Linked DNA regions of Homo sapiens: regions 2 and 3 are each linked to region 1. Evidence: read pairs that join two places in POLR2A ChIA-PET (ENCODE). Cell type or tissue: B cell. All regions are shown on one strand.

What was found. ChIA-PET counts read pairs that join two places held together with the same protein. Peaks named below come from ENCODE experiments on the same cell type or tissue, not always from the same donor. Only the 100,000 strongest peaks of a DNase experiment are listed, where the experiment ranks them.
Region 2: POLR2A ChIA-PET joins it to region 1 with 9 read pairs; 4 of 35 experiments call an interaction of 5 or more read pairs at or near these places.
Region 3: POLR2A ChIA-PET joins it to region 1 with 7 read pairs; 6 of 35 experiments call an interaction of 5 or more read pairs at or near these places.

What each region holds. Positions count from the first base shown.
Region 1 is chr11:117,184,060-117,188,059 of GRCh38, reverse strand. It overlaps SIDT2 (SID1 transmembrane family member 2), which reads right to left. Exons shown (of 26, transcript NM_001040455.2): 8 at 3,921-3,986; 9 at 1,837-1,930; 10 at 1,424-1,476; 11 at 611-682; 12 at 361-432. Among named protein-coding and RNA genes, the nearest start is that of SIDT2, 7.3 kb to the right of the region's middle. RefSeq lists an enhancer at 1-339. In B cell, no CTCF peak of the experiment used is centred here; a DNase peak (open chromatin) is centred at 2,099; H3K27ac peaks cover 3,426 bases.
Region 2 is chr11:116,913,442-116,917,441 of GRCh38, reverse strand. All of the region lies in intron 4 of SIK3 (SIK family kinase 3), which reads left to right. Among named protein-coding and RNA genes, the nearest start is that of APOA1, 78 kb to the right of the region's middle. In B cell, no CTCF peak of the experiment used is centred here; a DNase peak (open chromatin) is centred at 331; H3K27ac peaks cover 1,205 bases.
Region 3 is chr11:117,339,100-117,343,099 of GRCh38, reverse strand. The region is part of intron 3 of CEP164 (centrosomal protein 164); the gene reads right to left. Among named protein-coding and RNA genes, the nearest start is that of CEP164, 13 kb to the right of the region's middle. In B cell, no CTCF peak of the experiment used is centred here; no DNase peak of the experiment used is centred here.

The DNA of each region.
Region 1 (4,000 bases):
TGGGGAAGCCATGCACATAGAATCTTTCTGGCCCCACAGCCGGCAGTCAACCGGAGCCGGCAGGCACTGATTGGCAAAACAGCCCTACCCCCACCCCAGGTCTACCCATGGCAATGCACAGCTGCCGCATCTGGCCAGAGGGGAGGCGCCGCTTGAACTGGTCGTGCCCTTCAAAGGAAAGGGAAAGTTACCAGGGAACTGGGGCCAAGGAGGAGGGGATGAGGGAAGAGAGGGGTTAGGAAGACAGCAGGCCCTTCCCAGGTTCCAGCATCTGGCAGAAGAGGCAACCGCCCACCGTGACATTTTACCCAGACAACACCGTCCTGCACCACACCGCCCCTCCCAGCCTGGCCCACTCACCCTGGTAACCGTAAGAGAGGTCCCCAGTGCCAGCGCTGTCAACCAGACCATCGGTAGATCCAGAAACATTCTCTGTGGGGAACGATCAGTGGTGAGGCAGGAAGGAGAGGCCGCAGGGAAAGGGGCTCTGAGCATCTGCAGAGGGTGTGGGGGCTGGAGGAGGTGGCTCCCACTTTACCGCCTCGGAGGTGGTGGCCTAAGGAGACAAGGTCATGTCCCCAGCAAGCACGGTGCTGGCTTTGACACGTACCAAAGGAGCCATAGTTGTAACCCTCATAAGGGGAACTGCCAGGAAAAGAATCAGCCAGGACTCGAGGGTGACCTGCAATGAGAAGTCAAGGTCTGTTAGCACTGGACGAAGAGAGAGGCCTAGAGCCAGGGAGAAGAACAAAGAAAGGTCCAGAGAAGACAGCCACAGGGAGGCCATGCCAGCAGACGAGAAGCAGCACCTATCCAGGCAAACACACCCCACTGCTGCCACCACCACCCGCCCCAGCCCCCTGCCTGCCTCTCCCATGGAAACAGCACCACCCTTTGTCTTCCCTAAGGAGAGAGAAAGTTCAAGAACAGGCACATCTAAGTTACCAGCAACAAAGACAACACTGGCCCGCCCACGAGCCCTCCAGACAGCCCTGTGCTGCACCCTCCCTCCCCTACTCTGGACTCCAGCTCCTCTGCCCACAGCACCTGGAGCTTACCAAGGAGAGAAGCTAAGAGAGAAGGTCCCACGCAGGAGGGAGGACAGAAAGAGAGGGAGGGGTGGAAGAGAGAGAGAAGGAAAGGTTAATAATCCCAGAGACCGTGGGCCACACTGCCCAAGGCAGGCAGACACCATCGCTAGACATGGAATAAACCAAGCAACACCTCAGCCTCTGAGGTGTGCATGTTAGGGATGCATGGACATCATATCCCAGCCTCATTCCCATCTGTGGAGTGTTACCCCCATCTGAACATCCAGAAACCCCCAGCCCTTCCTCCTCCAACCCCCTAGGGAACCATCCACCACCACCCCCCAAAACACAAAGCACACTGTGCCCGCCCCACCCAGGCCCCCTGGAGGTACCGCTTTCTGGGCAGGCTCGGTCAATGGCCACCAGCAGGGTCTTCTTCTTCTGCCTGCATGGACAGAACCCACAGGCCACCCAGATGGGACAGGACAAGGATCACTCTGTATGGGGCTGACTTTCCTTCTACCTCTCTGCTCCACTCTCATCGCTATGACCCTGTCCTCCACCCTTTGTCCCAGGGTTCCTCACAGGCTGGGGAGCAACATGGGATCTCCCTGCTTGGGAAGAAGGTTGAGGGGAGGGGATGGTTTCTAGAGAGGCTCATGGGCCACAGACTCTAACAGCCCCACCATCATCTGCTATGGATGGTGTAGATTACCCTAGGCTGGCTCAGATCCTGCCAGGTGATCTGCCCCACACACCTGCCCAAACCACCCAGACCAGGGGAGGCCCAGCAGTTCCACTTTACCTCCAGTTCTCCCAGCAGGCCAGGAGGACGGTCAGCAGGTAAAAGGAGAGAAATATACCCAGGCAAAAGAGCATCCCACTGACGTATGCCTCAGCTTCAAGGAGGAAACAGGAAGGTGGACAGGTCAAAACCTTCCACCACCTCCCATCATGGCACCCAAAGGCCTTCATGTCCTCCTCCACCCAGCTCAATCTCTCACCCTTCTCCCCTCAAATGTAAGGCCCTGCCTAGCCAGTATGAACAACTGGCAGTTCCTCTAATACACCAAACTCTGACACACTCCTATTTTTGCTCATGTTGCTCCCTGGGCTAGAACTTTCTCTTCTACTTTTTTTTTTTTTTTTTTTTTTTTGAGACGGGCTCACTCTGTTACCCATGCTGGAGTGCAGTGGCACGATCATAGCTCACTGCAGCCTCCAACTCCTAGGCTCCATCCTTCCACCTCAGCCTCCTGAGTAGCTGGGACTACAGATGTGTGCCACCACGCCTGGCTCATTTTTTTATTTTTTATAGAGATTGGGTCTCGCTATGTTGCTCAGGCTGGTCTTGAATTCCTGGCTTCAAGCAATTTCCCTGCCTCAGCCTCCCAAAGTTCTGGGATTATAGGCGTGAGCCACCGTGCCTGGCCTCTCAAAAATTCCACCTTGACTTAACCCTCAAACCACAGCTCAGGGACTGTGTCCTCTAGGAAGCTTTCTCTGTCCTGTATTTCCACAGTGACCTGTTCCTTGCTCACCACAGCTCTTAACTGCCTCCTGTTCCTCTAGACAGGACCCCGCCCCCACCAAGGACTGCTGCCTTAGCATACCACCTGGCATATAGGAGGTGCTCCATAAATATTTGCTGAATAAATAATCCATGTAAGAGAGGCACCCTGGCCGGGCGCGGTGGCTCACGCCTGTAATCTCAGCACTTTGGGAGCCGGGGCAGGTGGATCACGAGGTCAGGAGATTGAGACCATCCTGGCTAACACGGTGAAACTCCTTCTCTACTAAAAATACAAAAAATTAGCCGGGCGTGGTGGCGGGCACCTGTAGTCCCAGCTACTCGGTAGGCTGAGGCAGGAGAATGGCGTGAACCTGGGAGGTGGAGCTTGCAGTAAGCCGAGATTGCGCCACTGCACTCCAGCCTGGGCAACAGAGCAAGACTCCATCTCGGAAAAAAAAAAAAAAAAGAGAGAGAGAGAGAGGCACCCTCTGGCTGGGCACGGTGGCTCATGCCTGTAATCCCACACTCTGGGAGGCCAAGGTGGGCGGATCACCTGAGGTCAAGAGTTCAAGACCAGCCTGGCCAACATGGTGAAACCCCCGTCTCTACTAAAAATACAAAAATTAGCTGGGCATGGCGGCAGGTGCCTGTAATCCCAGCAACTCAGGAGGCTGAGGCAGGAGAATCATTTGAACCCGGGAGGCGGAGATTGCAGTGAGTAGAGATCTTGCCACTGCATTACAGCCTGGGTGACAGAGCAAGAGTCCATCTCAAAAAAAGAAAGAGAGGCACCTTCTTTCCCCTCCTATCACAGTCCCTTAGGGCCCCATTTAATCATTCAGTAAATATTTATTGAGCACTGAGTAGGGGCCTGGTACTTTCCTGCTAATTTTATCTGCTAATTTTGTGCTAGCCCTCATAACTTAGTGAGATTAACTGGACAAATTTTACTCCCTCTGTTATAGAGACAGGGAAACTGAGACTCAATCTTATAGCAGTGTTTCAATGACAAATTAGGGTATGTTTCTGAATATGAGATTAAGAAACATCCTTCAGAATAAATAAGATTATAACTATGCTAACAAAGCAAAATTAAAGCTCTTTCTTACAATCAGGTTACACTGCTGATAAGTGGCAGAAAGTGAACTGGACCTCAGTTCTTCCATCTTTAGTCATGAACTCTCTGTACCACATCACACTGGAACTCACCTCCCGGCCCTCCCCATCTAGAAGCCTGCCAAGAACACTCCCCGTTCCTACCCCACCAGCATATCTGCATCCTCATCACCCACTTCAGGGCACACCCTATATCCCAGGTCTGAAAGCAGGAGCCAGAGAGGCTTGTCCATCCCCTCTCAGCCACCTGCAGCACTCACACGTGACTGCTTGAGACACCAGCACTGACAGGGTTTTCTGGCGGTGCCCTTGATCGACCGGTTCATCTGGAAGTAAAATG
Region 2 (4,000 bases), 270 kb after region 1:
TACTGTGCCCAGCCTCTTACCTGTAGTTTCTAGTTTAAGAAGTTTTAGAAGAACATTGATATTCTATCCATTTAGAGTAGTGTTTTACTTTTATTAGTGGCTATAGAAACTATAAGAACTATAGAAAAGTTATAGAAACTTACAGTTCTTATAGGAACTCTAAGAACGTTTATATAAGTCTGCCCAAGGTCATGTGTCCTCATGAGGATCGTAAGCTCCTCAAATGCAAGTTGATGTTGGGAAGGGACTAACGAATCACCCAGAGTGCTCCTTCACTCTGATTCTGAGGGAGTCTTTATTGTGTTGTGTGAAGCGTGTTGGAAGCCAGGTGTGGTCGCACGCACCTGTAGTCCCAGCTACTCAAGAGGCTGAGATGGGAGGGTCGCTTGAGCCGCAGAGGTTGAAGCTGCAGTAAGCTATGATTACACCATTGCTCTCTAGCCTAGGCGACAGAGCGAGACCCTGTCTCTTAAAAAAAACAATAAAATTTTTTACTTTTTGTAGAGATGAGGTCTCGCTCTGTCGCCTAGTTTGGTCTTGAACTCCTGAGCTCAAGTGATCTTCCTGCCTCAGCCTCCCAAAGTGCTAGGATTATAGGCATGAGACACTGTGCCTGACCTAAAAAAAAAATTTTTTTTTTTTTTTGGCTCACACCTGTAATCCTAGCACTTTGGGAGGCCGAGGCGGGCGGATCACGAGGTCAGGAGATCGAGACCATCCTGGCTAACACGGTGAAACCCCGTCTCTACTAAAAATACAAAAAATTAGCCGGGCGTGGTGGCAGGCACCTGTAGTCCCAGCTACTCAGGAGGCTGAGGCAGGAGAATGGCGTGAACCCGGGAGGCAAAGCTTGCAGTGAGCTGAGATTGCGCCACTGCACTCCAGCCTGGGCGACAGAGCAAGACTCTGTCTCAAAAAAAAAAAAAAAATTTGATGTGATATTATAGAAATTTAAAATTAAAGCAATGTCAAAAAGAGTGAGGCTGACTTTTTAGGCAAGCCTTTGCAAGGTGGCAGAATATTAGTAAAGGTCCCCATTATATCAGAATCTGGTTGTCATTTATGAGTTCTGAAATATACCTTATCAGTTCTCTTAAAATCATAAGAGAGTGAGTATAATATTTGTATCAGTTTTCTTAGCATCAAAAAGTACAGTTTGCTAGTGGTAGGCATGGGTATTTCATCTAGTCTTTTTAAAATATCCTGATTTGAGTGGTCTTTGGCTCGTCTTTGCGGAGGTTATACACAGACCATCCTTAATTTACCATCTCAAGTAGTATACAGGATCTTTTCCCAGCCAGTGACTTCTGAATCCTCAGAGATTTTCAGTGTTCCAAGAGATTCATGTCATACAAAGTGATAATGACTTTTCTATTTTTTAGAAGTTAATAAATGAAATAATTACTTAGGTCTTTCCGCCCTTCTTAAATGGAATAGTTTGAGAGCCTCTGAGTATAAATCGAGTCTACCTGCTGGCAGGGCGCTAATGAGCATGCTTATGACTTGGTCATTCCATTTATTGTTCAAGTAGTTGGTTATCATAATAGCTTTGACCAGGGTACAGTTTTTCATTGTATTTTATTAAGTTTACATCTATTATGGATCACTGGATTATATAAAGCATAAAGAACACTAATGTTGAAATTCAAATTGATGAGGATAAAAATGATAATTCTGTAATGCCTCAAGACAACCTTCACCAAATTCATGATTTGTCTTTGTTTGGCCATGGTTCTTACACAGCACATCAAATTGTTTCTAGGGCCTCAAGAAACAAAGTTTAAAAATGTTACATTACATACATACACACAAAATATGTATATACCACATGTATATACATTTTTTACACACATATCCGTATCTATATCTATCTATCTATATTATATCCAGTTTGATTTATTGGGAATAAAGACTATCTACATTCATAGTATATTATTTGCAAAGAAGTGCTAATAAGTAATGACCCAATATTTGTTAATCCATTTCATTATTTAAAAGCAAGGCATGAAAATAATTCATTTAATCAAGTCTGGTTTTTAGGTTCAAACATGTAAGTGTTCCAAATCCTAGGTCATGAAAAGTATTCATCTGTTTTGTGTATTATAATCTCAGTATATTTGTGGCTTCCAAAGCCAGGTGCCGTGGTTCATGCTTGTAATCCCAGCACTTTGGGAGGCCAAGGCGGGAGGATCCCTGCATACCAGCCTGGGCAACATAATAAGACCCCATCTCTATCCCACCGCCTGCCCCCCCGCCCCATCAAAAAGAAAAAATACACATACACACACACACACACACACACACACACACACACACATATATGGCTTCCTACTAAACATGATATATCAATTTTAAATAAATACTTTTTCTTGAATAATTGAAATAAATAGTGTGGGTCACTTGTATGATGGGATAATATGAATTTGTCTTAAAATTCATAGTGAACTTTTAAATTAATTTTTAATGTACTAATGTAAAATAAAATGTCTTTTAGCTAAAGTCTCTTCTGTATCATAAATCATAGAAAAATGACAAAATTATTTTTAAAATTTCTTTCCCGGGAGGTTTTTAAGATAATACATTCCTTTGAAAGGAGTTTGTGAGTCAGAAAAGCTGGAAAATAAAAAGGTAACTGTACTGATTTCTTTACATTCTAATCCAAGTATACCATGGTTTTCTTGATCAGATTGAGTGAGTCTCTGAACTGTTGATAGAACCTTCTTCAGGAAAGCCCCATTTCTCTAGAATATACCAATTGCCCCTCTGGAACTTTTCCTTAAAACTCATCCAGTGGTTATAATTATATAGTTACATGTGTGCTTGTTTCATGTGTATCTCCCCCACTGGACTAATCTGCTACATGAGGGCAGGGACCATGTCTGTCTTGTTCACCTTGTACTGAGAATACATTTGTGGTCCATCAAAAAATTGAGGAGGCAGGCCGGGCGTGGTGGCTCATGCTTGTAATCCCAGCACTTTGGGACCTGGGCGGATTACCTGAGGTCAGGAGTTCGAGACCAGCCTGGCCAACATGGTGAAACCTTGTCTCTACTAAAAATACAAAAATCAGCCAGCTGTGGTGGCACATGCCTGTAGTCCCAGCTACTTGGGAGGCTGAAACAGGAGAATTGCTTGAACCCAGGAGGTGGAGGCTGCAGTGACCCAAAATGGTGGCATTGCACTCTAGCCTGGGCGACAGAGTGAGACTCCATCTCAAAAAAAAAAAAAAAAAAAATTGAGAAGGGGAGTACTTTATTCCCATTATCATATTTTCACATCACCTTTCAGTTGGGTTACTTTTCAGATGTCTGCTCTCATTTGAAGTTTTTTTTTGTTTGTTTGTTTCCTATTAGCTTTAATCTAAGATAGTATTTTGTTACCTACTCTTAATTTCTAGGTAACACCTTAGAGCTTCTTAAGTGACAATCCTATCTTCTTTTCTCTAAAAGTAGGCTTCTGCTTATCAGACCATATGTCTTAGTTTTTAATTTGGAAAAAGGTTTTTGTTTTGTTTTTTTGTTTGTGGTTTTTTGTTTATTTGTTTGTTTTTTTGAGACACAGTCTCACTGTGTCACCCAGGCTGGAGTGCAGTGGCCCGATCTCTGCCCACTGCAACCTCTGCCTCCTGGGTTCAAGTGATTCAAGAGAATTTAAGGGGACACTGATTCATCCTGTTCTATAAAAGGCACACTAAAATTTTGTATACCATGCTCACCTATCATTATTAGAAACTTACCTGATTAAATGATTAGGCTTTTATTGTTCTTGTTGATATTCTTTACAATCATGACTATGATATACTCATTAATGTTTTTAAGAATTCCGATGAGTACTGTTTGCATGTGTTGTAGAAAGTGTCTCATTATAATCCTTTCCTTTATACATCTAGTCAGTACTGAGTTTGATGCAAAGATCCTATATTGAGGAGGTGTTTGGGGATTTATATGAGAAGGGTTGGATGTTGCTATCTAAAATAAATAGAGTGGAGAAGACTGGTTTA
Region 3 (4,000 bases), 160 kb before region 1:
CAGGAGATCAAGACCAGCCTGGGCAACATGGTGAGAACCCATCTCTACAAAAAATATGAAAATTAGCATGGTGGCATGTGCCTATAGATGCAGCTACCCAGGAAGCTGAGGTGGGAGCTTACATTCTAGTAGAAGAGACAGCCAGCAATGAGCCTGAGAAGGTCAAGGCTATACTCCAGCCTGGGGGACAAAGCAAGACTTCATCTCAAACAAACAAACAAACAAAAATTTTGTTGTACTCTGGAAATCAAGAATTTCAAAAAGCTCTTTTGCCACAGAACTGAAGGACAGTGGAGATATATGTACTGACTTAAGAGCTATCTCAGCCAGGCATGGTGGTTCATGCCTGTAATCCCAGCACTTTGGGAGGCCAAGGTGGGCAGATCACTTGAGCTCAGGACTTTGAGACCAGCTTGGGCAACATGGAGAAACCTCGTCTATATAAAAAATACAAAAAGTAGCCGGGCATGGTGGCATGTGCCTATAGTCCCAGCCACTTAGGAAGCTGAGGCAGGAGAATCGCTTGAGACAGGAGGCAGTGGTTGCAGTGAGCTGAGATCCCACCATTGCACTCCAGCCTGGGCAACAAGAGTGAAATCCTGTCCAAAAAAAAAAGAGCTATCTCACGTACAGGAAAAAAGATAAATGACATAACCGTTGGAACATGTCACCAGAACCCCCAGAAATGATTAAATAAATATTCAAATGACATCAATGCTTAAGCTGGTAATAGCCCAGGCCAGAAGGGCATCACCAATGAGCCATCTCAGTGGAAAATCTGGAGGTTGACATACCCGGGAACTAGGAAAGAAAAAATATTTTTTCAAAGGACTGCCTGGAACTTGATTGGCCAGAGACTAATTTATTCATTTTTCACAAATATTTTTGAGTGCCTCCTATGTACCAGTCACTATGAGCCATGAGTAAGAAAAAAACTAGTCACTGCCATTATGGAGCTTACATTCTAGTAAAAGAGACAGCCAGCAATGAAGTAAACAGATAAATATACAAAAAATTAAAGCTTCTGATAAATGCAAGAAGGAAGTAAATGAGGTAGGAGCTAGAGAACATCAGGGTGGAAGAGCATTCCTCTAGAAATGATGGTCAAGGAATCGAGCTATTGCACTCCAGCCTGGGCAACAAGAGTGAAACTCCATCTCAAAATAATAATAACAATAATAAAAATTATGGCCAAGGAATGCCTCTCAGCAATGTTGACAGTTAACTGAAACCTGCATAAGTGAAAGGAGGCAGCCATGCAGAGCACTGGAGAAAGAGCATTCAGGCAGAAGAAGCACAGGTGCAAAGGACCTGTGACAACCAGTAGCTCTGGGGACTGTCAGAAAGCCAGTATAGCCAGGTATGGTGATGCACACCTGTAATCCCAGCACGTTGGGAGACTGAGGTGGGTGGATTGCTTGAGCCCAGGAGTTCAAGACCAGCCTGGGCAACACGGCAAGACCCCATCTCTACCAACACAATACAAAAATTAGCCAGGCCTGATGGTATGCACTTGTGGTCCCAGCTACTTGGGAGGCTGAGGTGGGAGAATCACTTGAGCCCAAGGGGTCAAGGCTTCAATAAGCCAAGTTCACACCACTGCACTCCAGTCTGAGTGACAGAGTGAAACTCGGTCTCAAAAAAAAAACAAACAAACAACAAAAAAAGGCCAATGTGACTGGTAGAAAGAGCCAGGTCACAGAGCCCTGCAATCCCATCAAGGGTGTTATGTTGAGTATACTGGGGATGCGGGGGGACTAAAAGCACAGCCCTGACATGATCTGCTTTATAAACAGTAAGGCTAATTAGGAAGCTACTGAGATAGCCCAGGAAGAGAAAATGGTGGCTTGAGGTTAGAATGCCTACACCTGGACTGGGCCGAAGAAAGTTTTTATAAACATCCTTAGAAAAACCTTTGACTCCATTTACAACAGCAACCAAATGTATACAAATTTAAGAAACAGGCCATTCATGGCTAGGTGCAGTGACTCACACCTGTAATCCCAGCACTTTGGGAGGCCGAGGCAGGTAGATCACCTGAAGTCAAGAGTTCAAGACCAGCCTGACCAATATGGTGAAACCCTGTCTCTGCTAAAAATACAAAAATTAGCTGGGTGTGGTGGCGTGCACCTGTAGTCCCAGCTACTTGGGAGTCTGAGACAGAAGAATCACTTGAACCTGGAGGTTGCAGCGAGCCGAGCTCACGCCATTGCAGTCCAGCCTGGGCGACAAAGTGAGACTCCGTCTCTAAAGAGAAAGTAGGAAAGAAAGAAAGAGGCCAGTCGTAGTGGCTTATGTCTGTAATCCCTGCACTTTGGGAAGCCCAGACAGGAGGATCACTTGAACCCAGGAGTTCAAGACTAGCCTGGGCAACACAGTGAGAGCCTATCCCTACAAAAAAATTTATTTTAATTAGCCAGACACATGACATGCACCTGTAGTTCTAGCTACATGGGAGGATCACCTGAGCCCACGAGTTCAAGGCTGCAGTGAGCTATGATGGAGCCACTGCATACTAGCCTGGGTGACAGAGTAAGACTGTCTCTAAAAACAAAAATATGGAAAACAAAAAAAACACCCTATGCTATAAGCAAAGTCCAGCATTTAACATGAGATCCATGTATTCCTAGAGATGCAAGAATTGTGAACCCTGCTCTCAAGTCCATGAACCACCTGAATTATAAGCAAACTTTGTATGCCTAGATCATAACTCGTCAGAATTTCAAAGAAACTTTCACTCCAAATAATTGCATAGTGCTTCAAAGTGCAGGCCCTATGGCCAGGCACAAGTGGCTCATGCCTGTAATCCCAATCCTCTGGGAGGCCAAGACGGGGAGATCACTTGTCAGTTTGAGACCAGCCTCGCCAACATGGCAAAACCCCGTCTCTGTTAAAAATACAAAAAAATTACCCAAGCACAGTGGCACGCATCTGTAGTCCCAGCTACTAGGGAGGCTAAGGCAGGAGATTCACTTGAACCTGGGAGGCGGAGGTTGCAGTGAGCAGAGATCCCGCCACTGCCCTCCAGCCTGGGCGACAGAGTGAAACTCCATCTCAAAAAAAACAAACTAACAAAAAAAAACAAAGAACAAAGTACAGGCCCTAGAGCTTGAATACCTGGAGGTGGATTCTAGCAACACCACTTAGAATAGAACTGTATATCCACAGGAAGTTAATCTTTCTGTGCCTTGATTTCCTCATCTGTAAAATGGGGATAATAATAGTACCTAACTCATGGAGTTGCAGTGAGGGTTGAAAAGGTAATACATGGGCCAGGCATGGTGTCTCCCGCCTGTAATCCCAGCACTCTGGGAAGTGGAGGTGGGAAGATCACTTGAGGTCAGTTTGAGACCAGCCTGGCCAACACTGCAAAACCCCTTCTCTACTAAAAATACAAAAATTAGTTCCCCAGGTGTGGTGGTGGGCACCTGTAGTTCTAGCTACTCAGGAGGCTGAGGCATGAGATTCGCTTGAACCCGGGAGAGAGAGGTTGCAGTGAGCCAAGATCATACCACTGCATTCCAGCCTGGGTGACAGAGTGAGACTCTGTCTCAAAAAAAAAAAAAAAAAAAAAAAACAAAAAACAAAGGAAAAGGTAATAAGGTAATACATGCAAAGTGCTTAAAACAGACGCTGGCACATAATAAGTTATGTTGTTATTGTTACTAATAATGTTATTGTTGTTTAAAAAAACACTGCTCTAAGTTCGTGCTTAGGAAATTGGGTTTCCCCTGGTCTCAGAACACACTGTATTTAGATACCCCCTACTATGTTTCCATTTAAATCTAATCACTGCTCTAACCCAAAGACAGCAAACTTTTTCTGTAAACAACCGGAGAGTAACTATCTTACCCTTTGTGGGTCATATACCTCTCTTAACAGCCACATATCTCTGCAGCTGTAGCATAGAAGCAGCCACACACAATACATAAACCATTGTGGCTGTTTTCCAATGAAGGTGTATTTACAAAAATAGGCAAGTAGCCAGGCAAGGTGGCTC